Linked DNA regions of Homo sapiens: region 1 is linked to region 2. A link is a loop called in an ENCODE intact Hi-C map of the cell type or tissue named here. Cell type or tissue: PC-3. All regions are shown on one strand. Links, peaks and the distances in the headings refer to the core of each region. The heading gives the core; the rest is flanking DNA. Region 1 has its middle 43 kb from the start of MIR2114. Region 2 has its middle 130 kb from the start of EOLA2-DT.

Evidence for each region. Peaks named below come from ENCODE experiments on the same cell type or tissue, not always from the same donor. Only the 100,000 strongest peaks of a DNase experiment are listed, where the experiment ranks them.
Region 1: a loop joins it to region 2, with 8 times the contacts of the local background. A loop is called at or near these places in 2 of 110 quality-filtered maps.

What each region holds. Positions count from the first base shown.
Region 1 is chrX:150,176,689-150,192,378 of GRCh38, reverse strand. No RefSeq gene overlaps it. Among named protein-coding and RNA genes, the nearest start is that of MIR2114, 43 kb to the left of the region's middle. In PC-3, for the core only: no CTCF peak of the experiment used is centred there; a DNase peak (open chromatin) is centred at 7,648; H3K4me3 peaks cover 370 bases; H3K27ac peaks cover 1,339 bases.
Region 2 is chrX:150,055,796-150,071,485 of GRCh38, reverse strand. No RefSeq gene overlaps it. Among named protein-coding and RNA genes, the nearest start is that of EOLA2-DT, 130 kb to the right of the region's middle. In PC-3, for the core only: no CTCF peak of the experiment used is centred there; a DNase peak (open chromatin) is centred at 8,505; H3K27ac peaks cover 1,609 bases.

The sequences.
Region 1 (15,690 bases), core at 3,101-11,100, 120 kb before region 2:
ATTTGCAAAAATGTAACATAATGCCACTCTTTTCAATACAAGTTTTTGTTTAGAAAAATATAGCTATTTTCATAAAAATACTATTTATATTTACATGTAATTAGTTCATTATTTTAATTTCAAAATAAATAAATATTTTAATATTTTTTCTAATATGGTAACATAAATAGATATGACCCACATAAACAAAAGGTCTTTGGAGGCCTCAATAAGTTTTTGTCATTGTTGTTGATTTACCTCATTATATCATTTTTTTTTCTGAAGTAAAATTCACATGACATAAAATTAACTACTTTAAAGTGTATAATCAGTGGCAGTAAGTATATTCTCAATATTGTGCAACCATCGCCTCTGTAGTTCCACATTTCCTTCACCCCAAAAGGAAGCCCCGTACCATTAAGGAGTCACTCCCCTTTCTGCTCTTTCCCCAGTCCCTGGAAACCACTAATCTCATTTCTGTTTCTGTAGATTTACTCTCAATAAGTTTCAAGAGTATAAAGGATCTGAGGAAAAAAGTTTGAGAGCCACTGGCTTAGTGGTTCAAATCCCAGCTCTGTTTTTATTAGCTGTGATTCCTTGCTCAAGTTGCTTAACTTCTAGGAGTCTCATTTTCCTCCCTAAAATGAAGATAATAATAATAGCATATTCAGAGGGCTATTGTGAGGATTAAATGGAATAATCATGTAAAGCTCCTGGCAGATAGTAGATAATAAATGGGAGTTCTTATCACCAAGACTGAATCCAGTCCCCACAAAGAAACACTGATTCCATTTCCATACACTCTGTAGACATGACTGGCAACACCTTAAGAACAAGAGGCAGCTTCTTCACCTCATTGTCACATGCTTACCAGCCATAAGGCTTTGGTGAGTAACTTTACCTCTCTGAGTTTTGTTTTCTTTATCTATAAAATGGGCCTAATTATAATACTAATCCCACAGGGTATTTGTGAGAATCAACACAGGAGTGAATGCTTACAATATTCTTGGCATGCAGGAGGCACTCAATGTCAGGTAGTTGTCTGGGAGGGGTTGCAACAATGATAACGACATAGATGAAAATGCTGACACTGTGTCTCTTGGCACCCTGTGGGCAGCTCAGGGGCTACCACCACAGGTTGGCCCTTCCTTTGGGCTGTTTCTTGTGATGGGCCCACAACCCCCTCTTTCCAGGAGATGGCAAGATCATCACATCACAGTCAGTTCAGTGGCCTAAGAGGCTTCATCTTTACTTAGCTGCTCTCTGTGCAGAGGCTGCTTGGGCTTTAGAAGAGTGAGTAAGTTTACACCAGGCTTTTTGCTAGAGCCCCATCTCAGCTGTAGCCCAAGACAACACTCTAGTTCCCTAGTTATGCACTCAGCTGGATTAAAGGGCACTTTGACTACTGGCTGGTGGAAGTTCCCAAGATACCCTAGAGAGTCCTTAGGGGCTCAAACTTAATCTTTTGGCATATCAAAGGAAAGAAACAAGGTCTGCCGCTGGCATCCATTCTGATGGTGCAGGGCTCCCTGTGGTAAATCTGTCTCCACTGCCATTGGCATGTGGATCCAGGACCTGTCAGGCCTGCAGCTATTGACCTTGAGCCTCTCAGTTGTAGGCTGACCACCATGAAGCTAGAGATGTCACCATTTAGCCACGCTTCACTGCAACATTTAACATCCTGCTGATACGGCTGTGAAATCTGAATTCTTGTCAAAGTGATATTGAGAGTGGTAAGCTGAGGAAGGCTGGCCCTCGCAGCCATGTGTCCAAGGGCAGGTCAGGTGGTAGGGTGGAGAAAAGACAAGACTGGGAATCAAGAGACTTACATTCAACCCTGGGGAGAGCTGGAGACATGAGCTGCCTGGGCCTCAATTTCCCCACTTGAAGAATGGAAGGTTGTACTAGCTCAGGGCTAACTTTAGTTAGCATTAGTCAGGGAGCAACTGCCACTGAATATTCACTTTCCTGGGCCCTTGAGGAGATTCTTTGTGATTTATTTTGCCCTGGAGAAGCTTGTTCTGGTCCTGAGGACCTGGATGAACAGGAACTTCTATCCTGGGTGGGTGATATAACTCATCACATATCACAAAGAAAGCTGGCTGGCTCAAAGCTTCATCCCAATGGGAAAGGATCTGTCTTAAGCTTCTTCTCCCATCCAAACACCCCCACTTACCAAAACTCATCTTGGCAACACTGGCTTAAAAGCCTTCTTGCCTCTGCCCTTTTACAAACTCATACAGCTGGACTTGAGTCCTCCTAGTGTCCCACTAGCAGCCGTTTGGAGGAGGGGATCCAGCTCATCTAAAGGACTTTGGTGGCCCAAGGGTGCCACTTCCCTGTCAGGAGGTTAGCAGCAGTGGGGAGAAATAGAGCAAGCATGAAGGGAATCCATGATGTGCACAGAGGGGGCACTTATGGAGACAGTGGCCAAAAAAAAGATTGGCATATCTGTTGATGGGGGATGGCAGTAGGTGAGCACAGGGTGGGCAAATAGGAATACACCTCAGTCAGGGCTGGGGAAGTTTATTGGGTGGGTTTAGGAATCTCTGGATTTCTGTGTTCCAGACTTCGCCTGGGGATAATATAGACTGGGTCCCTGACATACCATGTGCTCCAAGTGGAATGGGTTCTGAATGACTGAAATGTTTACCCCCCTGGCACTCTATCTGACGATCTGCACTGATGTACTCTGAGGATGCTGAGTCCATGTGCTATCAAAGGCATGGAAGTGGCTGGGAGGGACGAAGGATGAAAACAGGAGCCAGTGTAAAGTGGGAGAGGTTAGGGCTGCTGGGCTTGGGCTGGAGAAGCAGCCCCTTTATATAGTCATTGGAGCCTCGGGGCATGACGCTAGAGAAAGACAGCATGGAGGGCCCACTTGGCCTGTCCAGATGAGGATAGACTTTTACATCCACTTTAGATTGAGTGGAGGAGAGGTCCACAGGGGTGCCTTAGAGTAGAGGTCAACAGACAAGAATCCTCCGTGCTCAAAGTCTGCCTTTATCTTCTCAAGGATGCAAGATAGTGCTGAATATGCCACTCCTCTTTCCCCTGATACCATGTTGACAAAATGTTCATTCAATTCTTTCAAAAAAATCCAAACACAGTAATCTTCCTGAGGAATTCAGAATTTTCTTAATTTCTGTCTGACATCCCTGCCTCTCTGGGGAGGTAGAGGTAGGAAAGAATATAGAAATTGTCCAAGTCTGAAAGTTGGCTCTAAGGAAACTTTATGCTGCAAAGCAGACATGCAAAATCTCTCTTGTAGTTGTCACAATGATATTAAATTACCTACTTTATTCATTTATGAGGCTCAATGCGAGCAGCAAATCTTAGCTGGCAGGCCCCAGGCCTGGGCTGTTGAGGGAAACAGGTGGTATGTGAGCACACACACCTTGTCAAGGCCTTTCTTGATGTCTCCCAGTGGCCTGAGTCCTCCTATAGGGCCTGCCCAGGCTTCAGGCCTCACTACCACTTGCTGCCTGGGAGTACATGACTACATGGCCCTCACTGTTCACCCAGCTTGAGCCATGCTCTTGCAGATGGAAAAAGAGCATACATGCATACTTGACCTCTGCCCTGTGAGGTAAGCAACACAGATATCAATAGTCCTGTTTCACAGACAAAGAAATTGAGGCCCAGAAAGGTTAAGTGATTGGTCATACTCAGCTGGCAGTAATAGAGCTGTGTCAAAACTCAGCTTCTCTGACTCCAAGCTCAGTTACCTTGCCATTCTGCATGCTGCCTCCTGAACTGGCCATGAACACTCTTTGAAGAGGTCATCTCAGAGTGAGGACACAAGTTGGGGTATCTGTCTCCACAGTTCTTCCCCATTCACTCTGTGAATGCAAACATGAATTTACGTTTGGCAAATATCAGTTAATATATCACTTCCATAGATAATTGAAAATTGGCTCTTGCCTGGGTGCAGTGGCTCATGCCTATAATCTCAGCACTTTGGGAAGCCAATGGGGGAGGATCACTTGAAGCCGGGAGTTTGAGATCAGCCTGGGCAACATGTTGAAATCACATCTCTTCAAAAAATAAAAAAAAAAATAGTGGGGTGCAGTGGCACGTGCCTGTAGTCCTAGCCACTTGGGAGGCTGAGGTGGAAGGACTGCCTGAGCCCAGGAGTTTGAGGCTGCAATGAGCCATGATCATGCCACTGCACCACAGCCCTCCAACCTGGGTGACAGAGTGAGACCTTGTCTAAAAAAAAAAATAAATAAAACCGAAAATTATCTCTCAAAATTACGGCAAAAAGATGAGACCTCTGGGTTAGTGAATTCAGGAGTCAAGGGGTAAGATTTTTAAGATGAATCCAGATATGGCATTAACTTTAGTAGGTGTTTAAAGAAGAGTTACAGCCATGTGAATACCCTGCTGTAAGACCTAGGTGATGATGAAAACTATTGTAGGCTGGATAATGGCCCCAAATCTGGAACTTCTAAATGTTACCTTATATGGAAATAGCATCTCTGCAGATGTGAATAAATTAATAATTTTGAGATGAGGATGTTATCCTCACATCTTCATCCATTTGGGTAGGCTCTAAATGCAACATCATGTGTCTTTATAAGGGGGAGGCAGAAGGAGATTTGACACAAATGCACAGCCCTGGGAATAGGAGTGCTACCTAGCCCTGCCACTTCCTAGCTGGGTTGTTTTTGGCAACTTGAAGGATAGGAATGGAACATACCCTCTTAGAGTCCACAAAAGTTAAATGAGAAAATATATGATGGATGGTAAGCACTCAAAAGAAGATGGCCATTATCATCTTTCTTTATTCGTGAAAACATAAGAACTCTTTTCATATGTAGTAGGGCTGAATAATTGGCCCCCATGATGCTCACATCATAATCCCCAGAAGCTGTGAATATGTTACCTGACATGACAAAAAGGACTTTGCAAATGTGATTGACTTAAGGATCTTGGGATGGGGAGGTCATTTTGGATTTTCAGGATTTGCCCTAAACGTAATCAACAATGATTCTTCTAAGTGGGATGGAGGAGGGTTAGAGTCAAAGAAGGAGATGTAATGACAGAAGCAGAGGTTGGAGTGATGTGGGGTCATGAGCCAAGGAATGTAGGTATCCTCCGGAAACTAGAAAAGGAAAAAAAAGAAAAAAGATCTTCCCCCTAGAGCCTCTAGAAGGAATGCAGCCCTGCCAACTCACTCCAGTCTTCTGATCTCAAGAACTGTAAAATAATAAATTTGTGTTGGTTTAAACCACTCAGTTTGTGGAACTTTGTTACGGCAGCCCTAGGAAACTAATACATCATATAAGGTGAAAGAAGGGTTTTTCCTTCCATTGTATACTTGTCTTAGGCTTCCTTCTAAGGAATGCTAAGCTTGCGAGGTAAGGTGGTTACCTTGTGGTATATCTTTATATCCCCCAGAGTTCTGCAGGACCTGTCCCTGACAAGATCTCTCCAATCATTATTTTCATTCAATGCTGGTGCCATTGACCCATCTCAGATCCATATTAGCTTTCTCTAGGACTCTTCAAACAGAATCCTCATAGGCCTCCTAGACAAGCTGTCTCCATCTCAGCTCCATCATCTATGCAGTCCCCAGCATGAGCTCTCTAACATACCAAGTCTGCCATATCATTCCTCTGCTCAGAAACATCCAGTGGCTCCCTATCACCTACAGGATGAAACCCAGCACCACAATCCATTCCAACCCCACTTACTTCTTCAGCCTTCTCTCTTGCTATGCACTGCTATCTGCTTTAACATTACCAGCTATCCTGAACCTCTCCCTCTTCCCTTTCACCATTCCATATCATCACACAGTCTGTTCCCTCCACTTGGCCATTCTCAGCCATCCTTCAAACTTCATCTCCCACGAAAAGGCCTCCCCCAACTCCTAGCAGAAACTAGGGAACTCCATGGCTTGCTCCTGGAGCATGTGTCCAGATTGTACCACAGGTGGCTGATTATGTGTCTGTCACCCTCATGTGACCATGAGCTACCGGCAGGAAGGGACTCTGGCTGATTCATTCCTGCATCCTCAGAGCAGGTACTTGCATGTGCTCTTTGAATTGGCCAATTGCTGAACTAGTGTTTGTCAAGTGGAATTACTTAGCATGGATGGCATCCTGACACAATGCAACTTTGCTTGGCACCAGCAAACTGTCATCCTCCCTGTCTCTCCCATCACCTCTCCAGCACCAGGCTTCAGGGGCTGGCAACTTTATCTGTGTGGATGCCCAGCCCCTGTATGACACTGTTTATTGATTTTAGTTGGGCTACAATCATTACATCTGTTACCCAGCTCCACACAAGGGCTTTTAATAGTCCCTCTCTTTCTCGAATTCTCAGCTTCAGATCTGTCAGCCACAGAAATGTTGCTTTCCTTCTCTTTTCTAAGTCCATACCATACTGATCATTCATTCACCACTCTGGGAGTCTCCGATTTTCCCACATAGCCCCAGAGAGGCTTCCAGATAAAACAGCTATGACACAAAGTGACAGCAGGCATGCCAAGAGATACCTATCATAGCGCCCGGCATGTTGTAAGTGCTTATAACACAAATTTCTACGGTAGTAATTCTTCATGCACCAGAATCATCCAAGGACTTGTTAAAAATCAAATTTCTGAGTGCCACTCCAAGAGGTTCTAAATCAGTAGGTCTTCAGTGGGGGCCAAGAATTTGCATTTCTAACAAGTTTCTGAGTGATGGAGATGCTGTTGGTCCAGGGAACACACTTTGAGAACTGCTGGTTTTCAGAATGAGTGTGAATAAGCAAATTAAAGAGAACTTGTGAAAGAAAAGGCACTGTACCACGAGGCCTGTGGAATGCCTACTAGTTGGCAAGGAATGCACGTGGATGCTGAAGGTAGCAGAGAGCTCAGGCAGTAGAAACGGGATCTGAGAAATGCACATGGGATGGGGGGTGATAGGGGCATAGGATACACAGAGAAGGAAGGGCAGGCTCAGGGACAATATAAAGACACTGGGTGTCTGTTTGTATGTGAATAAACTGGTATCTTATAGCCAACGAATCCACTGATATGTGGCCACCATTTCTAGATTAGCTGCTTGGTTACCTACTTCTTAATCCAGCTTTAGTCACAGATCAAGGAGTCTGCAGAGGAGAAGACAGGCTATGCTAGAAAAATATCAATGCTAGTAGGAAAGTGGCATACAAGGCTGCTGAATTAGGTGAGCTAGATCTAGTGTCCTAGATGTCTGTTAATGCAGGGAGGAGCAAATATAAGCAGACATTTCCATAATTTCTAATTGGTTCATTTATATGTTTACTTGTTCTTATTTCATTTATGTCTGTTTTGGTACGTAATTTCTTAGTTTTAAAAACTAGATGTTATTTTTCACCTCTTTGAGGATACTAAATGTATCTTTTATCAAATCATTTTTAGGCTGCAATAATACTTTCACTTTGTCAAGAGGGAATCCATCTCCTTAGTGTTGATTTTTTTTTTAGCTGTCACTCTTCATATTCATTTTTCTCATGTGTTTTGGGATTTTGGCTTAGCTCATGTAGTAGTATGTTTGTTTATTTTCTCTGCCCTCACCCTTTCCTGTTTAGTGTTCTTGTTATTGCCTCCACCTAGCACCCTAGAGCTCTCGGTTAAAAATCATGTATTTGCTTGGTGACTCAGGCTTCCATCCTGCTGCGATTCTGGGGATATCACCAGATTTACAGGTAACTTGAGCCAAGTCCTGGTTGCCAGGATGTGTCTGCTTCATCTTACATCCCTAAGTTTGCAGCTCTGTGTAAACCGCAGTTCTAATCAGGGGGTAACTGCAATGTTTATACATCCTTTTCATGAATGGGAAAGCCCCACACTAGGACTTGGTTTCAAGCAGTAAATCCAGTGCCTTCTCATTACCCCATAGGAGCAGAACACCTGGTCATCTCCATCTCCTTCTAGATCCAGAGCTTAGTTGCCCTGTGCCTTCATCCCTGCTTAGCAGATATATTTATGTTCCAATTTTGGTCCACTGAGATACTTATTTATTTATTTTTAGGGCTGTATGCATTTTTCTCTTTATAGTACATTCTTGCCATGTATTTGGTGGAGGTGTCTTAAAGTGTAAACTTTGAAAAAGCCATCTTAGCCAGCAGTCCAGATTGGCTTAGTTCTCAGTTCTTTACTAGTGTTGTTTGGACCATGAACTGATTTATAAAAATTTAGATTATATTAGTTTCTAGGACTGCCACAACAAAGTGTCACAAACCATGTGGCTTAAAATAACAGAAACTTATTCTCACAATTCTAGAGGCTAGAAATTTGAAATCAAGGTCTTGGCAGAGCCACATTTTCTCTGAAGGCTCTAGGGGAAGATGCTTCTTTGCTTCTTCTTTGCTCCTGGTGGTTGCTGGCAATCCTTGTCATTCCTAGACTTGTAGACATGCCATTCCAATCTCTGCCTCCATCTTCACATGGCCTTCTCCCTGTGTCCGTGTCCATTTTCTCTTCTTAGAAAGATACCAATCATTGGATTAGGGCTCACCCTAATTCAGTGTGACCTCATCTTAACTAATGACATTTGTAAAGACTCTATTCCCAAATAGATCATATTCATAGGTTTAGGGCAGGCACAAATTTTAGGGGGACACTATTCATGAGTACACTAGGCTATGACCCTAGAGGCACGCCCTGCTCCTGACTGAGGCAATGGGATATTCACCTCATCTCCTGATTCCCAGCTCTAGCTGGGGCCACTTAGCTCCCCATTAAATGCTATTTTCAAAAGTGCTACTGGATTATGGAATGTGACTTGCTTTTTGTCAGAATTTTGGAGTATCCTAATAGTGAATCAGTAGCATAATCTCTATGTACATGGGATGGCAAATGATGTCTGTTCTTGTACCCTAAATAATATTCCTGAGTCTTAGGCAAGTGCTCAGGTCCAGAAGGACATGTTTAGTTCTTTCAGTAGGTAACTTGAGAATTCAAAGTTGGCAGAGGAAGTCCAGTAACATCTCATTTATCTAGCATTGTCAGGCTCTTTGTCGTTATAATAAATGATCCCACATGGCTGAACCTCTTGCATTCGAACCTACTTTGTATAATATTGCTGCTTCCTCTGTCACTGTCAGTGGCCATTTGTGATGTCTGCCAGCCTCACTTCCAGTAGCTCTGGCCCTCTCTTTCTAATTTGCTGCTTCTATGTGCTACAGGCTGAGAGAACTGGCAGCAGAGCTTGCTAGACATGTGGGCGTGAAGCCACAAACTGCATATGAACCTGCCGAGCTCCCTGGTGAAGGAAGGGCAGGAGACTTCAGGCTATTTCAGCTCTTCAGACGCTGTTCTGAGGTTGATGACTTTCTGATTCAGTTAGGTCACCAATTACATGATTTTGGAATAATTGAGGTATTACTGAACTGTATAGAAACTACTTTTTGAAATCTGTAGGTTTCACAGACTTTATTTGGCCTGAGCACCCATTTGTGCCACTGGAGACCTGGAAGGGTCAGAGTGATGAGGCTGAGGCCAGCTCACAACTCAGGCTCTTTCTGCTGCTCCATCTTCCTTCCTCCTGCCTCATTCAGTGGTTTCCTCCAAGATTCCTAGGGCAGAGCCAGAGCTCCAGGCACTGGGGTCCAGACAGCAGGGCAGGAAAGTTCCGGGGGACACCAGAGAGAGTATGGCGTGGAAGAGAGAAGATCTTAGAGTCAGCCAGACCTAAGTTTCAATAGCCACTCTTCACTTAGTAGCTGTATGACTTAGGTGAAATTATTTAACTCTGGTCTTGACTTAAATACCTATAAAATGAGGATAATAATAACATCTACCTTGTGGGGATGCTTTTTGTGTATCAATTAAAACAAAGTGGTAAAAATGTTCAATGTATTGTAGGCACCCAATGGTAGCCCAGCATTTTCATTGTTGGATGTTAGTCTTCTGCTCATCCATTTATTCAGCATCAGAAAATACACAGCAGTACCAGAAACACACATGCACTTTATGTCCTGCTGAGAGATTGCTAATAAGCACTAGTCCTCAGCTTCCTAGGATGTGGAATGAGTCAGTAATATAACTGGAGGCTTTAGGACAGTAGGCAGATGTGGCCTGTCCTTCCTCACTCTGCCTCTGGCTCTCTTTCTCCAAACTCTAAGTCTCTGGAGGCTGTAGGCAACAGGCCCAGATTGGAAGCTCACCCCTCTCCAGTGGGCCCAGGGGGAAAAAAACCTCCAAGCTCAACATCTTGCAATTACTGGGAAGAACTGGGCACAGCTCTGTATTCTCTACCCTTTGAAGAACTTCCTAATGACCTTCAGAAGAAGGGAGGTTCCTTCCCCTACATTCCCCACATCTCAGTCAGGGTCTCAGCAAATAGATGGATAAGCAGTTACTGCTGCAGAAGGGCTAACATGAGGATTCTAATTTTGGGGCCACACTGCTATTCAGAATCTGCAGCCATTTGAGCAGCACTTTTAATGTTTTCAAAGTCCTTTCCTATTTTTTTAAATATGACCCCCATTTTAGCGATGGAGAAATGAAGGCAGTGACTGAGGCAGAGAGGGAGGAGGACCCCTGAATAAATTAGCAGCTGAGGTGGGGTCAAAGCCCTGGTTTCTTGCTTCACTGAGCCCTTTCTATACCATGTGGGCCCTATCAGTTAGGAATCAAAGAACCAGAAGAAGACAACAAGCCTGTCCACTATCCCTTAAGTAGCCAGCCTGAGCTTCCTTGGAGACCCCAAGAACACAAGACTTCACTCCAAGGACAAGCCAGGACTTCACTCCAAAGGACAGGCCAGGATGCTGGGGTGGGGGGCAATGTCCTCATTCTAGTTTTGTCACTCAAACTCTAGAACAATTGATAGTATATTTCCTGGGCTCAGCTCATTGGCTATGTGTGGAGAGTGGGCCTGGAGAGGAAGTCAGGGGGGTGTCAAGGGCAGAGGTAGGATGAGAACCCTTCCTCTCTGGGTCATTCACAGGGCACTTATACATTCTGACCTGCTGTGGTGGCCTTTAAGATCGTCATCTTCCCCATCTGTAAAGTGGGTATAACATCATTGTCAACTGCCTTATGGTGGCTGTTAGAAGGCTCAGAGGCCATTAGGGATGAGTGAGTGATCTATAAAGGAGAATCAGTATCTGACTTGGCTACTCATTCTAATTCATAGGGTGGCTACTAGGGGACAGATGGTGAGCTAAGTATTGTGCATGAATCATCCCCAAATAGCCCAGTGACAGAACTGATATGAGAGCCTTTTCTGACCAATTCCAGAGGCCTAAAAAATGAGCTGGAAGTCATACTGCTATGTGCATAAGACTGTCATATTTTGCAAACAAAAATAAAGGACTCCACTGACATTTGAATTTCAGGTGAATGATTAACAATATTTTAGTATAAGTATGTACTGTGCAATATTTGTGACATACAAAAATTATTCAGTTTATCTAAAATTCAAATTTAACTGGGCATCTTGTAATTTATCTAGCAATCCTATGTGTACATGGAGTTGGCATTGCAGGGGCAGCAGGTAGGCAGGCTTTTTGTTTGTATATTCATTTTGAAGCAAGGGAGTTAGCAGTCCATATACTAGTAGAGAAATTATCTTCCCACCAAAACAAGTCACCACTGCTGTTCTCACCTTGAGGGCCACCATGAACATATACAAACTTGATATTGTGTCCTGAAGAAAAACCTTCACCTAAGCTTATATCCTGTCCCTTCTCTTTTCTTCCTGAATGTTCCTACGACCCTACTTTTCCCCATTCATCTGGGCTCCTTTGGGGAATTTAAAAAATATTTTATCAAGGATAAAGGGGATATTTTAAAAAATAAAGGTTATTTTTGCATGTTTAGCATTTGAGTCCACCTAAACATGAAGTTCATGATGTTTAAAGATATTTGTAGCCTTCCTTTCTGTCCAAGACAGAGTCACAGGGGCTGAATTTATCCTACAGCTTGAAACAATCAACAAACAAACAAACAAACAAAAAAGAAACAATACTTTGCAAGATTCTGGGCATTAGGTAATGCAAGACAGTGATCCTTAATACATGGGAAACAAATGAGGCAAGTGCTACAATTGCCCCAGCTTATTGCCTAGAGAGAGATTTAAGGCTGTGGAACAGGGAGGGAAAATCCAGGCAGAGTTTGATGCTCTCCCTGAGTTGAAGATATGGCTGGGAATCCAGGAAGGCCAAGGAGGCTAACTTTACAAGATAGGTATTGTAAAACTGCACAGAGGGGACATTTTGGCGACCCACTGAGGGTCTCCCTTGAGTATTCAGTGTAGTAATGATCAGTGAATCCATGTGAAGGAACTACCTAAGGCCTAGAAAAGAACTACTTGAAAGAATTATGAGTAACAGTACCTGTAACTTACACAACTCAGGATAATGCCTGCTTCTCCCAGCCAGTCTGGAAAAATCTCAGATTCACAACGTATTGAGTACAGCACACAAATGAATCTTATCTCAGTATTAGGGAATAATTAGCTCTAGACTGATAACTGCTTCAATCCTCCTAACAAATCATAAAAGGAAAACCTGAGAGGTTCAAGCTATTTCCAAGTAACTTAACTATGCTCCAGAACAAGGCTCAAGAATATTCATAGGAATACAAAAATATCCAGCACCAAATAGGGCAAAATTCACAGTGTTTGTCATCCAATAGAAAGTTACCAGGCAAACAAACACAAAAGCAGGAAAATATGACCCACAATGAGGAGATTGAAACCAACACAGAATTGAAACAGATGTTAGAATTAGTAGATGAGGACATTAAAATGGTAATTATAACTGTATTCCAAATGTTCAAAAAGTTAAGTAGAGACATGTGAGATACAAAACAGACCCAAATTGAACTTCTAAAAATGAAAACTATAATGTATGACACAAAAATACACTGGATGGGAATAATGGAAGATTAGACATTGTAGATAAAAGATTAGTGAACTTGAACAACCACTAATAAAAATTATCCAAATGAAACACAGAGAGAAAAGATATAAAAAAAGAACATAATTGAACTGTGAGAGAACTTCAAAGACTTAATACATGTGTAACTGGAGTCATGTGAAGGAAGGGAAGAGGCAGAAAAATATTAGAAGAAATAATGACCACAAATTTTCCAGATTTCGTGAAAACTATAAACCCATAGTTCTAATAATTTCAATAAACCCCAGGTATGAGAAATATGAACAAACCATACGAATACGTATTATAAAAAAATTGCTCAAAACTAGTGATAAACATCATAAAAGCAACCAAAGGAAAAAGACATGTTATGAACAGAGGAACAAATATAAGGATAATAGTAATTTTGGGGGGTCAGAAACAATGCAAAGAAGAAGATAATCAACATCTGTAAGGTACTGAATGAAAAAAAACTTGTCAACCTCGTATTTTATACCCAGTGAAACTGTCTTTCAAAAATGAAGGTGAAATACCCAGGAGTTTGAGACCAGCCTGGGCAACATAGGGAGACCTCATCTCTGCCAAAAAAAAAAAAAATGAGCTGGGTATAGTGGTGTGTGCCTGCCTGTAGTCTCAGCTACTCGGGTGCTGGGGTGGAAGGATTACTTAAACCTGGGAAACTGAGGCTGCAGTAAGCTGTGTTTGTTGTTTGTGTTGTGCCACTGCACTCCAGCCTGGGTGACAGAGTGAAATAAAGACTTTTAGCAACAGACCTGCACTGCAAGAGATGCTAAAGAAAGTCCTTCAGGCAGAGGAAAAATGACACCAGATGAAAATATGTAGCTACACAACGAAATGGAGAACACTGAAATGGTAATGACATGGATATATATATAGAATTTTTTTTAACTTTTATTTTAAGTTCAGGGGTACAAGTGCTGGTTTGTTACATAGGTAAACTTGTGTCATAGGGGTTTGTTGTGCAGATTATTTCATCACCCAGGTGTTAAGCCTAGTACCCATTAGTTGTTTTTCTTGATCCTCTCCCTTGTCCCACCCTCCCCTCTCTAAAAGGCCCCAGTGTGGGTTCTTCCCCTCTATGTGTCCATGTGTTCTCATCATTTACCTCCCACTTGTAAGTGAGAACATGTGGTATTTGGTTTTCTGTTCCTGGGAGTTTCCTTATTATTTAAATTTCTTTAAAAGATAATTGACTATTTAAACAAAAATAATAACAATTGAGAGTGGAGGTTATAACATAAGTGAAATTACTATAATAGCACAAAAGACAGAAGGAGAGAAATGGAAGATACTGTTATGACATTTTTATACTATATATGAAGTGACATAATATTACTTAAGGCAGATTGTGATAAATTAATAGTATATTCTGTAAATCTGTAATGAACTACTAAAATAACAAAACAAAGAGTAATAGCTAAAAGACAAAATGAAATTGAAGAAATATTCAATTAATCCAAAAGGAGTTTAAAAAATAAAGAGAAAAAAGGGGGAGCACAGAATATACGGGACAAATAAAAAGCAAACAGCAAAATGATAGATTTAAATCTGATAATATCAACACTCACACTAAATATAAAATGGTCTGAACAGCACAATAAAAAGGCAGAGACTGTCACACTGAGTTTAAAAAGCAAAACCTGACTGTATGCTTCCTACAATAAATGCATTTCATAAATAAAGATACAAATACTTTAAAAGTAAAATGATGAAAACTATGATGCTAATACTAATCAAAAGAAATCTGAAGTGGCTATCTTAATATCAGATAAAGCAGATTTCAGAATAAAGAATATTATAAGGGATAAGGTCATCCCACAAGGGATAAAGGTCATTCCATAATGATAAAGGGATCAATTTACTAAGAGGAACATAAGAGTTTATGAACCTAATAAGAGAGTTTCACATTACACGAAGCAAAAGCTAATATAATGCAAGGATAAATAGACACATACATAATTAAAGTTGGAGATTTCAATATTATTCTCTCAATAATTAATAGAATAAGTAGACAGAAAATCATTAAGGATATAGAAGATGTGAAAAACACTACTGACAAACTTGATCTATTTGACATTTATAGAATAGTTCATCCAATGACAGTAGAATACATTCATTTTAAATGTACATGGAACATTTACCAATATAGACAATATTTGGTGCCATAAAACAAGTTTCAATAACATTAATAGGATTCAAGCCATACACAATATGTTTTCTGACCACAATAGAATTAAAATGGAAATCAAAGACAAATAACTCTGGAAAACTTCCAAATATTTGGAAGAAGAAAACAAGAAAACAGGTTCTAATAACTGTTATTTAGTTACCAAATATTCGGAAGAAGAAAACAAGGAAAATTAGAAAGTATTTTGAACCGAATGAAAATGGACACATAACATATCTAAATTTGGTGTATGCTATTATATTAAAGCAGTATTTAGGGGACACTTTATGGCATTAAATTCCTATACCAGAAAAAAAAAGTTTTAAATTAATGACCTAAGTGTCCACGCTATCAATCATTGTGGAAGTCAGTGTGGCGATTCCTCAGGGATCTAGAACTAGAAATACCATCTGACCCAGCCATCCCATTACTGGGTATATACCCAAAGGACTATAAATCATGCTGCTATAAAGACACATGCACACGTATGTTTATTGCAGCATTATTCACAATAGCAAAGACTTGGAACCAACCCAAATGTCCAACAATGATAGACTGGACTAAGAAAATGTGGCACATATACACCATGGAATACTGTGCAGCCATAAAAAATGATGAGTTCATGTCCTTTGTAGGGATATGGATGGAGCTGGAAACCATCATTC
Region 2 (15,690 bases), core at 4,052-12,051:
CTCCTCTGAGACAAAACTTCCAGAGCAACGATCAGGCAGCAACATTTGCTGTTCACCAATATCCGCTGTTCTGCAGCCTCTGCTGCTGATACCCAGGCAAACAGGGTCTGGAGTGGACCTCCAGCAAACTCCAACAGACCTGCAGCTGAGGGTCCTGACTGTTGGAAGGAAAACTAACAAACAGAAAGGACATCCACACCAAAACCCCATCTGTAGGTCACCGTCATCAAAGACCAAAGGTAGATAAAACCACAAAGATGGGGAAAAAACAGAGCAGAAAAACTGAAAATTCTGAAAATCAGAGCGCCTCTCCTCCTCCAAAGGAACGCAGCTCATCACCAGCAATGGAACAAAGCTGGACGGAGAATGACTTTGACGAGTTGAGAGAAGAAGGCTTCAGATGATCAAACTACTCCGAGCTAAAGGAGGAAGTTCGAACCCATGGCAAAGAAGTTAAAAACCTTGAAAAAAGATTAGACGAATAGCTAACTAGAATAACCAATGCAGAGAAGTCCTTAAAGGACCTGATGGAGCTGAAAACCACGGCACGAGAACTACGTGACAAATGCACAAGCCGCAGTAGCTGATTTGATCAACTGGAAGAAAGGGTATCAGTGATGGAAGATCAAATGAATGAAATGAAGCGAGAAGAGAAGTTTAGAGAAAAAAGAATAAAAAGAAATGAACAAAGCCTCCAAGAAATATGGGACTGTGAAAAGACGAAATCTACGTCTGATTGGTGTATCTGAAAGTGACGGGGAGAATGGAACCAAGTTGGAAAACACTCTGCAGGATATTATCCAGGAGAACTTCCCTAATCTAGCAAGGCAGGCCAACATTCAGATTCAGGAAATAAAGAGAACACCACAAAGATACTCCTCGAGAAGAGCAACTCCGAGACACACAATTGTCAGATTCACCAAAGTTGAAATGAAGGAAAAAACGTTAAGGGCAGCCAGAGAGAAAGGTCGGGTTACCCACAAAGGGAAGCCCATCAGACTAACAGCTGATCTCTTGGCAGAAACTCTACAAGCCAGAAGAGAGTGGGGGCCAATATTCAACATTCTTAAAGAAAAGAATTTTCAACCCAGAATTTCATATCCAGCCAAACTAAGCTTCATAAGTGAAGGAGAAATAAAATACTTTACAGATAAGCAAATGCTGAGAGATTCTGTCACCACCAGGCCTGACCTAAAAGAGCTCCTGAAGATAGCACTAAACATGGAAAGGAACAACAGGTACCAGCCACTGCAAAAATATGCCAAATTGTAAAGACCATTGAGGCTAGGAAGAAACTGCATCAACTAATGAGCAAAATAACCAGCTAACATCATAACGACAAGATCAAATTCACACATAACAATATTAACCTTAAATGTAAATGGGCTAAATGCTCCAATTAAAAGACACAGACTGGCAAATTGGATAAAGAGTCAAGACCCATCAGTGTGCTGTATTCAGGAAACCCATCTCACATGCAGAGACACACATAGGCTCAAAATAAAGGGATGGAGGAAGATCTACCAAGCAAATGGGAAAAAAAAAAGCCAGGGGTTGCAATCCTAGTCTCGGATAAAACAGACTTTAAACCAACAAACATCAAAAGAGACAAAGAAGGCCATTACATAATGGTAAAGGGATCAACTCAAAAAGAAGAGCTAACTATCCTAAATATATATGCACCCAATACAGGAGCACCCAAATTCATAAAACAAGTCTTTAGAGACCTACAACGAGACTTAGACTCCCACACAATAATAATGGGAGACTTTAACACCCCACTGTCAACATTAGACAGATCAATGAGACAGAAAGTTAACAAGGATACCCAGGAATTGAACTCAGTTCTGCAGCAAGCGGACCTAATAGACATCTACAGAACTCTCCACCCCAAATCAACAGAATATACATTCTTTTCAGCACCACACCACACCTATTCCAAAATTGACCACATAGTTGGAAGTAAAGCACTCCTCAGCAAATGTAAAAGAACAGAAATTATAACAAACTGTCTCTCAGACCACGGTGCAATCAAACTAGAACTCAGGATTAAGAAATTCACTCAAAACCGCTCAACTACATGGAAACTGAACAACCTGCTCCTGAATGACGACTAGGTACATAACGAAATGAAGGCAGAAATAAAGATGTTCTTTGAAACCAAAGAGAACAAAGGCACAACATACCAGAATCTCTGGGACACATTCAAAGCAGTGTGTAGAGGGAAATTTATAGCACTAAATGCCCACAAGAGAAAGCAGGAAAGATCTAAAATTGACACCCTAACATCACAATTAAAAGAACTAGAGAAGCAAGAGCAAACACATTCAAAAGCTAGCAGAAGGCAAGAAATAACTAAGATCAGAGCAGAACTGAAGGAAATAGAGACACAAAAAACCCTTCAAGAAATCAATGAATCCAGGAGCTGGTTTTTTGAAAAGATCAACAAAATTGATAGACCGCTAGCAAGACTAATAAAGAAGAAAAGAGAGAAGAATCAAATAGACACAATAAAAAATGATAAAGGGGATATCACCACCAATCCCACAGAAATACAAACTACCATCAGAGAATACTATAAACACCTCTATGTGAATAAACTAGAAAATCTAGAATAAATGGATAAATTCCTCGACACATACACCCTCCCAAGACTAAACCAGGAAGAAGTTGAATCCCTGAATAGACCAATAACAGGCTCTGAAATTGAGGCAATAATTAACAGCTTACCAACCAAAAAAAGTCCAGGACCAGATGGATTCACAGCCGAATTCTACCACAGGTACAAGGAGAAGCTGGTACCATTCCTTCTGAAACTATTCCAATCAATAGAAAAAGAGGGAATCCTCCCTAACTCATTTTATGAGGCCAGCATCATCCTGATACCAAAGCCTGGCAGAGACACAACCAAAAAAGAGAATTTTAGACCAATATCCCTAATGAACATCAATGCAAAAATCCTCAATAAAATACTGGCAAACCAAATCCAGCAGCACATCAAAAAGCTTATCCACCATGATCAAGTGGGCTTCATCCCTGGGATGCAAGGCTGGTTCAACATATGCAAATCAATAAATGTAATCCAGCATATAAACAGAACCAAAGACAAAAACCACATGATTATCTCAATAGATGCAGAAAAGGCCTTCGATAAAATTCAACAACCCTTCATGCTAAAAACTCTCAATAAATTAGGTATTGATGGGACGTATCTCAAAATAATAAGAGCTATCTATGACAAACCCACAGCCAATATCATACTGAATGGGCAAAAACTAGAAGCATTCCCTTTGAAAACTGGCACAAAGACAGGGTTGCCCTCTCTCACCACTCCTATTCAACATAGTGTTGGAAGTTCTGGCCAGGGCAATCAGGCAGGAGAAGGAAATAAAGGGTATTCAATTAGGAAAAGAGGAAGTCAAATTGTCCCTGTTTGCAGATGGCATGATTGTATATTTGGAAAACTCCATCATCTCAGCCCAAAATCTCCTTAAGCTGATAAGCAACTTCAGCAAAGTCTCAGGATACAAAATCAATGTGCAAAAATCACAAGCATTCTTATACACCAATAACAGACAAACAGAGAGCCAAATCATGAGTGAACTCCCATTCACAATTGCTTCAAAGAGAATAAAATACCTAGGAATCCAACTTACAAGGGATGTGAAGGACCTCTTCAAGGAGAACTACAAACCACTGCTCAAGGAAATAAAAGAGGATACAAACAAAAGGAAGAACATTCCATGCTCATGGGTAGGAAGAATCAATATCGTGAAAATGGCCATAGTGTCCAAGGTAATTTATAGATTCAATGCCATCCCCATAAAGCTACCAATGACTTCCTTCACAGAATTGGAAAAAACTACTTTAAAGTTCATATGGAACCCAAAAAGAGCCCACATTGCCAAGTCAATCCTAAGCCAAAATAACAAAGCTGGAGGCATCATGCTACCTGACTTCAAACTATACTACAAGGCTACAGTAACCAAAACAGCATGGTACTGGTACCAAAACAGAGATATAGACCAATTGAACAGAACAGAGCCCTCAGAAATAATGCCACATATCTACAACTATCTGATCTTTGACAAACCTGACAAAAACAAGAAATGGGGAAAGGATTCCCTATTTAATAAATGGTGCTGGGAAAACTGGCTAGCCATATGTAGAAAGCTGAAACTGGATCCCTTCCTTACACCTTATACAAAAATTAATTCAAGATGGATTAAAGACTTAAATGTTAGACCTAAAACCATAAAAACCCTAGAAGAAAACCTAGGCAATACCATTCAGGACATAGGCATGGGCAAGGACTTCATGTCTAAAACACCAAAAGCAATGGCAACAAAGCCAAAATTGACAAATGGGATCTAATTAAACTAAAGAGCTTCTGCACAGCAAAAGTGAACAGGCAACCTACAGAATGGGAGAAAATTTTTGCAACCTACTCATCTGACAAAGGGCTAATATCCAGAATCTACAATGAACTCAAACAAATTTGCAAGAAAAAAACAAATAACCCCATCAACAAGTGGGCAAAAGATATGAACAGACACTTCTCAAAAGAAGATATTTATGCAGCCAAAAGACACATGAAAAAATGCTCATCATCACTGGCCATCAGAGAAATGCAAACCAAAACCACAATGAGATACCATCTCACACCAGTTAGAATGGCGATCATTAAAAAGTCAGGAAACAACAGGTGCTGGAGAGGATGTGGAGAAACAGCAACACTTTTACACTGTTGGTGGGACTGTAAACTAGTTCAACCATTGTGGAAGTCAGTGTGGCGATTCCTCAAGGATCTAGAAGTAGAAATACCATTTGGCCCAGCCATCCCATTACTGGGTATATACCCAATGGATTATAAATCATGCTGCTATAAAGACACACGCACACGTATGTTTATTGCGGCACTATTCACAATAGCAAAGACTTGGAACCAACCCAAATGTCCAACAATGATAGACTGGATTAAGAAAATGTGGCACATATACACCATGGAATACTATGCAGCCATAAAAAGGATGAGTTCATGTCCTTTGTAGGGACATGGATGAAGCTGGAAACCATCATTTTCAGCAAACTATGGCAAGGACAAAAAAACCAAACACCACATGTTCTCACTCATAGGTGGGAATTGAACAATGAGAACACATGGACACAGGAAGGGGAACATCACGCTCTGGGGACTGTTGTGGGGTGGGGGGACAGGGGAGGGATAGCATTAGGAGATATACCTAATGTTAAATGATGAGTTAATGGGTGCAGCTCACCAACATGGCACATGTATACATATGTAACAAACCTGCACGTTGTGCACATGTACCCTAAAACTTAAAGTATAATAAAAAAAAATTTGAGGATCTTGTAGTTTCAACTGTAGGTATACATCTGTGATTGTAACAAATCTCATTAGACTAAACATTGGAATCACAGAATCTCCAAGTTGGAAGCGCCCCTGTAGATTATCTCATTCAATTCTTTCAGTTGACCTTTTGAGCAAACTTGGGCTAGGGAGGAAACAGGATCTGCCCAGATCGATGCAAATAGTGGTAGAGAAGGGACTGGAATCCCTTTTCTGCCTCCCAGGGGGAAGCTCTTGCTATATCTTCCTGATGGTCTTTCACCTTCACCTCTAAAACACCTGCAAACCCATTCTGAGATGTTTTGGGTACGTTATGCTGGACATCTGTTCTCTACAGCAGGGGTGGGCAAACATTTTCTGTAAAGAGCCAGATAGTAAATATTTTAGTGTTTGGGAGACATACGTTCTCTCTATCCAATGTAGTGACTACTCAACTCTGCTGTCGTAGCACGAAAGCAAACACAAAAGCCAAGTAGTGACATCTATTCAATTCTGCTGTCACAGCACAAAAACATTCATAGAAATATGTAAACAAATGGATGTTTATTGTGTGCCAATAAAACCGTACAAAAACAGGCAGTGGATTTCACCTGTGGGCCAAAGTTTGCTGATCCCCGCTCTAGATCTTTACTAGTGAAAAAAAAGAGTTCTGAGCTGGACTCGGTGGTACCTGCCTGTAATCCCAGCTACTCAGAAGGCGGAGGCGGGAGGACCACTTTAGCCCAGGAGTTTGACACCAGCCTGAGTAACACAGTGAGACACCATATCAAAAAAGAGAAAACGGGGCAATCTTTGGTAGCTCAGTGACAGTCACCTAAAATGTATCTCATGTAGTACAGTTAATAGAAAATATGTGCATGTTCCCAGCTGGACAATAGTAATGGAGAGGAGGTTATAATGGTGAGATCTTCTAAAATAAAGAAACAGTAGAGATAGCAATATGGTCTCTTTGTCCTTTGTGTTAGGTTGGCCTAAGCAGAGGTTGATGAAGTAGTATAAAGAATGTCAAAGACAATAAGCCCATAAATGGAAAGATGAATAGTCATCTCTCTGACATTTCATTTTGCCCTTCTCGTAAGGAGGGGAGGAGGTTTTCTATAGAAACATCCAGAGCTGCAGAGCTTTCAGGTTTCAAAGACAATGAATTAAATCTAATTTCAAAATAGTTGGTCATTATGCTAATGCACATGCACGCACACACACAGGGGCAAAGTGTTGTGATCTAAAATACTTAGAAAAAATGACAGAATAATAATAATTCTGTTAGGAGAGTATGATTTATTATAACTGTTTAGTATCGACAGAAAGCAGGCATGAACAAGCAGCGTGAAAGGAGGAGAATGAATATTTTAAAAATATAATGTTTAATGATATTTCCAAAGAAAATGTTTCTGAGTTGAACTCTTTTCTTCTTTCAAAAAATTTATTCTATTTAATAATGGTTATTACCCATTTTTAAGGTGCCCTGTGATGAAAACAATCTTTTGAGACGAAGTAAAACTTCAGTAGGAAATGAAAACTTCCTCTCATTTTTCTCATATATCTGTAATGCTTACCCACAAAGTAAAACAGACAATACAAATGCTAAATATAATGAGCATGTGCTTAAATAATATCTACTCCTGACAGTTTCTTGATGTTGACATAATGTTTCCATGGGTCTGATTAGCTTGTTGCTTCTCAGGTTAAATAGTTCATACACAAGTTTTCTTTCCTTCTCCATTTGACCACAACCTTACAGGGAGACATATCGTTTGGAGACACATTTTTTGTTCCATCATGAATCCTGAGGTGTGTGGCTAAGCTAGTAAGAGCAATGCAGGTGCAGTCTGTCCAGGGTCCAGCTAGCAGCCCCAACCATACTATACCCATGAGTCCCGGGGTCACTTCACTGTTCCTTGGAGGGCCACCAGAGTAAATGACAAGAGGGCAGGAAAGGAGTTAGCAAGGAATCAAAGTTATATTAACCAGGAATAACAGGTTTCCTGGGATAGGTCTGCTTCTAATAGTTGACCTAATTGACCAGGCCTTAAATACATTTGTCCTTGGCAGAACACCGATCTAGAATTTTAACTTCAGAGCTAGGAGACTTTCAGATCCAGCGATAAGAAGAGAATGAACAGAGAGCAAATGGGAAGAAAATGGTGCAAGGCCTTCACAATCTTGGTCACCTTCCCCTATTTGGTATGTGTGCTCTTCCCTCCCTGCCCATTAGGCGCTGATTGGCAATGAAGTCCCCGAAAATGAAAGTATGGACAATCAGGAAGTGAAACCTAGGAGGAGAGTAGCCGGAGCAAAGGAGGGAGACAAGTGCCTGTGAGACCTGTGAGGAGAGAGGAGCTAAGCTGAAGGAAGGCAGCACAGCATCCTTGAGAGAACACCCATTTTGGGGTCAGATACTCATGTTGAAATTGTAATTCTTCTATCTGCTGGATGTGTGATCCTGTCTGGGGTGGGCAGGGGGACATGTCATTGAGTTTCTCTGAACCTTCAATTTCTTGTCTAACAAATGGATATCTAACACGCACCTTGCCATTCTGGATATGAGGATTCAATGAGAGAATGCATGGAAAGAGCCCCTCAAAGTTCTGGCACAGAGTAAGCCCTTGTGTTAGGAATCTACTCTTGGAGCTTATGGGAAAAGGGATCCTGGGTAGCCAGCCCAAGAGAGGAAATAGCCCCAAAATTTAGCTTTCAGGAAACTCAGTGGCTTTCTAGTCACCTCAGCCAGCTGCCTCCATTCCACCACAAAACCAACAGCTTCAAAAACAGGCCCTGTAGGAGGTGGTCAAACAGCTTTCCCTAGTCAGTGCCTTCTGAGTGAATACTGTCATGTAGTTCACTGGATACTTTGAGGAAAGTAGCCACAAGGCAAAAGAATTCTCCAGTGAGCTCCCCCAAAATCTATGGCATCAGCTTAGCATCACAGCATACTGCTTAATTAAGGTGACTCTTTTTCTCATCTCTCTTTCCACCTTAACTTAGTATCTTTCAGTTAGCTGTCAAAAGGCTGTGCTCTTTGCAACAGCTGCTGCTCCCCTGGCTGCCAGGGCTGGAACGTTGAGGTCGCCTGGCAATTTCGTAATTCTGATCCTAAGTTGAGGACAGCATCATAGCAACACTTGAGTGTCAGGGCAGAATATCCAGTGTAAACACTTCATCCTGAGTTGGCTTCTGTGGCTTGTTCAGCACATTTTGGATTTATTACCCTCTCTAGCTTCCGTGACCTCGAGGAATGAAAAGCCATTTTAATAGTAGTGTAAGTAAAGCTAATTTAAGAAGGGAAATCTGCTATATATATCAAATAATGTCTTTCAAACTGAAACGAGTGACTTTGGGGTGACTCATTGCCTTGGATTATCCTTTTGAATTATTCATGCTTCTTTTATTTCCTCCTTTAACACAACTGAAAGCTGGCATCATCATCCCACCTCAATTCTGGGGAGGGGATAGAGATGATAAGGATTCTATTTACTAATATTCGTAATGGGTAGTTTGAAAATAAAGGAGAAATTAAAAAAAAACAGCTGCATTGAGACAGTGCCTACTTTCACAGAGCTCAACACGTGTTGGCATCATCTATTTGATGGCATCTATCCTCAAGGTCAATTTGTAAGTATGAATTGAGTGTCTACCATATGTGAAAGAGAACATTCCATGCTGTAAGCACAGAAGCCTAAGTAATAATAGATGTGATGTTGTCATCTGAGTAAGAAGAGATCAGGAAATGGAGAGGGAACCTGAATTTCTGAGTACCTCCTGCTTTGTATAAAAATGAAGAAACTTAAAGTGGGTAGATATTAAGTAGTTTTACCATGGTCATACAGGCAGCATGAGATAGGGCCAGGATTCAATCCCAGTTTCTCTGACTCCAAAGACTGTGATCTTTTCACTATACCATGTTGGTATCTAAAAATATAGGTCTTCAGATCTGGGGCAGGAAATTTACATAATGATCCCAGAATATCTTATCATGCCTAGCAAGGAAGCTTTCAAAAACCACAAGATTCATGTAAAAAGGACTCAGGGGCCAATTTAAAGAGGTTCCCTATGGCCAAAGAGGGGCCAATGTGAGCCTCAATATAAGAACAATCAATCAAAACACATAAAATATGTTTAAATCCATGAATTCATTATTATATTTTGAAAATAATCACTCATTGATTATATTAGTGGATAGTGAGCTAGCTCATTATTTGGAATTAGGCATTTATCCTGCCTTCTTATATAAACTGTACCACTGGATAACCAAGTAGGAGATGTACAGAAATATTCCAGCTAACAAATAAAGAAGGAATAACAAAATAAGAACATCACCATTTTTGCAACCCTTAATGAATGAATGAATCTAGGTTTAATTGTCAGTGGCTGCTAGCATCACAAAAACAGAGACAACCAGATAGTGCGTGCCTCTAAATGTAGAGCACAAACTGTATATGAAATAGTCGACCAAAAACAAAACAAAAAGCAAAGAAACTTAAGCCTCTAAAACCAACTATTAATTCAGAGAAAACACAGAAGACTGCAGAGAATGTTAAACTTAACAACAAAAATGCAATAAGTAAAATCCAGTATAGGAAATGCTACATGTAAAAGTACTCATTTTCTTCAAAAAATAAATGGCAAAAAGAAAGAAGGAGGGGAACCTGTAGATTAAAAGAAACTTAAAGGCCATATCAATTATAGTATCTAGCCCATATTTGGAGTTTTATTCAAACAAATGAATATCCATTTATGACAACTGTAAGAGAGTTGGAAACTTTAACATTGACGGGATATTTGTAGATTTTAACACAGTTTTGTTCATTTTTAGATGTAATTTTTGTATTGTGGATATGTTTTTAAAAGAATCTTAATCCTTTAGAAATACATACTGAATTATTTACAGATCAAGTGTTATGATGTCTGTGAATGGCTTCATGAGATTACAAAAAGAGGTAAAGCAGATGTGGGTACAGATGAAACAAGAGTGGCTGGGTGTTGATCATTGTTGAGGCTGGATGATGGGTATAGGGGACTCATATAGTTCTATCTGCTTTTGTATATATTTGAAATTTTTCATAATTAAAAAGATGTATCTATACAACACACACGTACATGATTTGACGATACATGCATGCATATATATGCCAAAATTCCTCTTCTTGGAATTGATCCTGTGGATACAGAGTGGAACCATACCATATGCATATGTGAGTTATGTAAATTCAAATATATACACTCGGTATACAGAGGAGAGAGGCAGGGAGACAGAGACAGAAAGTTAGAGAGAGGAGAGAGTTGAGGGAAAGACAAGACAACAATTGAAATGGCGTAGCAGGTTGTGCCCACCATTCCGCTCAATGATCCTGCTGTGCCCTAGAGAGAACATAAGGTAAAAGCTGTGGTTCTTCTACTCCATCGGTAAGGTTCAGTCCCTGTGTGTCTCTCATACAGTGAGCATCTCACAGTGATTGTGGTGTTTAAAGACACACATATTTCATTCAACATAGCTCATAACCACAAGCTAACCTCTTCATCTGGTGCTTAGCCAATGACTCAGTGATCTACTCCAATATTGGGGGCAAATAGGCTCTGCTGGAATAATGAAGATATGGCATGTCAGCCTTCCTGAGGAAGTTTTTTTGTTTGTTTTTGTTTTGTTTGTTTGTTTGAGACGGAGTCTTGCTCTGTCGCCCAGGCTAGAGTGCAGTGGCGTGACCTCGGCTCACTGCAAGCTCCGCCTCCTGGGTTCACACCATTCTCCTGCCTCAGCCTCCCGAGTAGCTGGGACTAGAGGTGCCCACCACCACGCCCGGCTAGTTTTTTTTTGTTTTGTTTTTTTGTTTTTGTTTTTGTTTTTTTGTATTTTTAGTAGAGACAGGGTTTCACCATGTTGGCCAGGATGGTCTCGATCTCCTGACCTCGTGATCCGCCCACCTCGGCCTCCTAAAGTGCTGGGATTACGGGCGTGAGCCACCACACCCAGCCTCCTGAGGAAGTTTTAAGGGTGGTTTTGACTCTATGGGATATTTACGTTATGTGCTAAAGAATCTAGCCAAAGGGTGTTAAAGTCCATCATACCTATACATGTGTGCAAGGACATGTGTCAAAAGATATGTTTAATGTTTAATATGTCACTGTAATATTTAAAAACTGGAAAAATCCTAAATGTTCACTAACAGAGAACTGGTTAAACATGGTGTGTTTTCACAGTAGAATAATTTATGGAGTCATTACAAAGAATAAGGTTGATAGCTTCCACGCAATAATAGGAAAAGATGTCTAAGACATACTGTTACATGAAAAAAAGCATGTGGTAGAATAACATATGTAGTGAGTTTATATTTTTGTAAATTACAAAAAGAATAAATATATACCTGTAGAGACATACACATCATTGTTCTTTTACAGCACATTTCTAAAAGAATATACTAGAAACTAGTAGTAATGATAGACTGAAGAGAGGAAATAGGACTTTAGAGTGAGAGGATAACTTCCTTTTAATTGCACACTCTTTAATATAGTTTGAAATTTTAACATGTGCATGCATCACTATTGACACTTTTGTTGAAGCATTACACACATATAGAAAGGGGCACAGTCCATATCTGTACAGTTCAATGAGTTAGCATAAAGTGAATACACACAAGTAACCACTACCCAGACCCAAAACAGAACATTGCCAGTCTCCAAAAGCCCCATCATGCACCTATAATTCTCCTTTCTTTCCCCTTGGAAATTAACTACTATCCTGATTTCTAATACCACAGTTTAGTTTAATCTGTTTTTTTAAAATCTTTATAGAAATTGAATCAGACAGTATGTATTATTTAGGGTCTGACTTATTTCAATCAGTATGTTTGCAGAGCCTTTCACATTCTTGCATGTAGGTATACTTTGTTCATTTTCATTACTGTAGCGTAGTCTATTGTGTAAATGTATTGCAATTTATTTATATATTTACTGTTGATGAACATTTTGGTTATTTTCATTAATTGACCAGTACTAAATTAATGCTCTAATGGACATTCTTGCATATGTCTTTTGCTGAACACAGGCAGTGAAATTTCTGGGTCATAGGGTAGGTATTTGCTTAGCTTTAGTAGATACTGCTAAACAGCTTTCGAAAGTGGTTGTGTCAGCTTACCCTTCAATTAGCTGTGGATATACACAATAACAAGAATGAAAACAAAATCCTACTTCAGTTCACATAAGCAGTGTTGATTTGACTGGTATTTCTGTGTTGTTTGTAAAAATTAAAGACATGAATCACTATGTTACCTAATGTGTTTATTCAATATTCCTGTGACAAATCCCTATTTGAGTTTTGTGTCAGGAAGAAGTTGACATTTAAAGAGGAATATAGCCCTCTTCTGGTTCTCAAGTTATTTATGCCACTGTAACCCTCACCCTTGACTGCAAAAAATTCAGTTAAAGTCAGTGCTCAACATGCATAGTGTTCTGATCATGAGGTATCTGGTAATATCTACTCCTTCTTGAAACATGCAACTCTTCTCTATGTCTTACTTTACATGATACTTAAACTGGTAAGTTTCTGCAAATCCTTTTGGAAATAAAGGGAGGAGGAGGTTAAATTGTAAATAAATAAACCAAAAATAGTTCTAGCCCCAGATGGTGAAATTTAAAAAGGAATTGTAAGAAACTAAGGCTAATACAGTCCAAACAACAAAAGTGCACAAAGAAAGCAGTATAAAATGCAGTGTTCAGTAATGTGTGATTTGCCAACCACCATGCACATGGCTGGTGGCCAGGACAATGTCAGGTTTACATGAGTTTCAAGCCCTCACAGAACATACTGCCACATTTTGTCTTGATGGGCGAAAGGTAGAAACTCCCAGGATTGGGGACCTTGTGACTCCGGCCCAGTGGATGAGCCCCTTTCCCCAGACAAGGGTCCAATTTATTCTTCTTGAACTGGAAAGAAATTATCCTTTGTAAGAGACACACAGTCTACTACTATGTCTCTCAGTCAAGTATTGCCACCCTGGAATATCTTCCTATCTGTGCGTCCAGGCAGACAGATGCCCACATACTTCTTGCTCACTACCAGAAGGAGCCCTAAGCAATCAAAGGGCCCACTTGCCTCACCTTTGGATGCTGTTGTGGTGTTCATCTAATACTTGATGAATGTATCAATAGATTTCTTAGATCTCACAGTAGTGAACAGATAGATTCAATAAGATTTTCCATTTGCCTAGGGGCTAAGTCTTTGCTGAGTTTGAAACTGATATCACACAGAGTAAGAGTTCAGGGGAGAATGCCTGGGATTCTGGAAGAGTATATGAGGCTCTAGAATTTAATTGGAGGTTTAAAGAACAGGTAAGGTATAAAGGCAATAATTAACATGAATTTTGGGAAATCACATATGCTGAGTAATGTATCTACAGACCAAAGCAGAGGGAATAAGTATTGGGAAAGGAGATTTGGATTAGTTCATGGAGGCCCTTCTATTCCAAATTAAGGAACTTGGATTGTATGTTATTATTGAAGATTTTTGAGTAGGGTGAGAAGAGATCATAGTGAAAATAATATTTCAGGAGATGAATATGGCCATGGTATTCAGCACATACTGGGATTGGGGAGAAAGATAAGCAGGGATTTCACTGCTACTGCTATGATTCAGGCAAAGACAACACATGTGAAATTGGTTGAGTGCAGCACGGATGGAAAAGCAGAAACAGAGAAGAGGACAAAGGAAGAACTGCTGGGTTCTGAAGTGATCACGTGTGCAAAAGGAGGCAGAAGGCAAAGCAGGCTTGGAGCCAGGAGAACCAGGAGACAGGCACCTCAATTACTGATGGTAGCATTCTTTGTAATAGCAAAAGATTAGAACCAACCCAAATATCTGTCAACAGGGACTCCCTGGTTGAACAAGCTATGATTTCTCTTCAGGCTGGCATAGGATGCAGTTATAAAAAAGGAATGAGGAAGAGCTCCATACGATGACATATGATAATCTGTAGGACATGTTGTTAAGTGGAAAAAACAAAGAAGCAGGGCAGTGTTTATAGCACATGATACATTTTGTGTAAGAAATATGGGTGGAATACAACTACTAACTCTCATTTGTTTAATATTCAAACACATAATAGATCTATAAAACAAAACCTAATAAAAATGATTGCTAAAAAGGGAAGAAGGAAAAAGAATGGTGAGCAGAATGGAAACAAGACTTCAAGAATATCTTCTCTTACATGATTCCAACTTTGGAACGTATAATCAATGTAAAGATAAATCCAAAAGAGAAAGGAAAACAATCCCTAAAACTGAGGGAAAAAATGAAGCAAAGGAATTAAACTGCGTATCAAGTTGGAAACATAACTCCACAGGGAAAGAAATTAGTTCAACCGACATTAAAATATAATACTTTGACTACCTCCCTAACAGGACTTTACTTTAAGAACAACAAAATAGCAAAGCAATCTTAAACTGCATTCCATAGTCTTAGTAGTAACACTTGAATTGTTATTTTAAAATTGTTACAAATATCAGGTAGGGTAAAGCAAGTAATTTTGTTGATGTCATTAGGAACCAAGACTTTTAGAGTAAGAGAGAAGAGATACAGTTACAAACATAAAAGATAAGTAAAAACCCTATCCTCTTAAATTTGACTTTGAAATATCAGTATAAACTCATCACTTCTATTGTTTAAAAAATATGTATCTCCCAGCTCTTTCACTAAAAAGAAAATACATGACAATCTAGTAGCTATGAGGAAACCCAGCTCTCAGACTGTGCTCTCTAAATATCATTTCCCATTAAGGGGAGTTAGAGCTCTTTGGATAAATGGTTGACCCCCAGTTTGGGTTTGGAATTGTATAAGATGAGCCTGAAACATCCTATATAACCAAAAATCAAGGAAGCTATCATGACAAAAGGAAACAGAAGCCAACTTAAAAGATTTAACTTAAAAGTTATTATATATAACTATAGTTATAATATGTAACTATATATTATATATATTATATTATATATAACTAGTTATATAATATATTATAACTAGTTATATATATTATATTATATAACTAGTTATAATATATTATATAGTTATAATATATATTATAGTTATAATATATAACTATATATATAACTATATATAATATATATAACTACTCTGCCATTATCACATCAATAATATATATCACAACTAGTACTACTAGTTGTGATATATATATAAAATGACTCTGCCATTATCACAATTAATAATTCATTATATATAATAATTCATATATATATTCCTTGTGAATTGTATAAGGAAAATATATATAGGCATTATCGCTATATGAGAAGATAGAAGAACTGAAAAACTGAAAGGT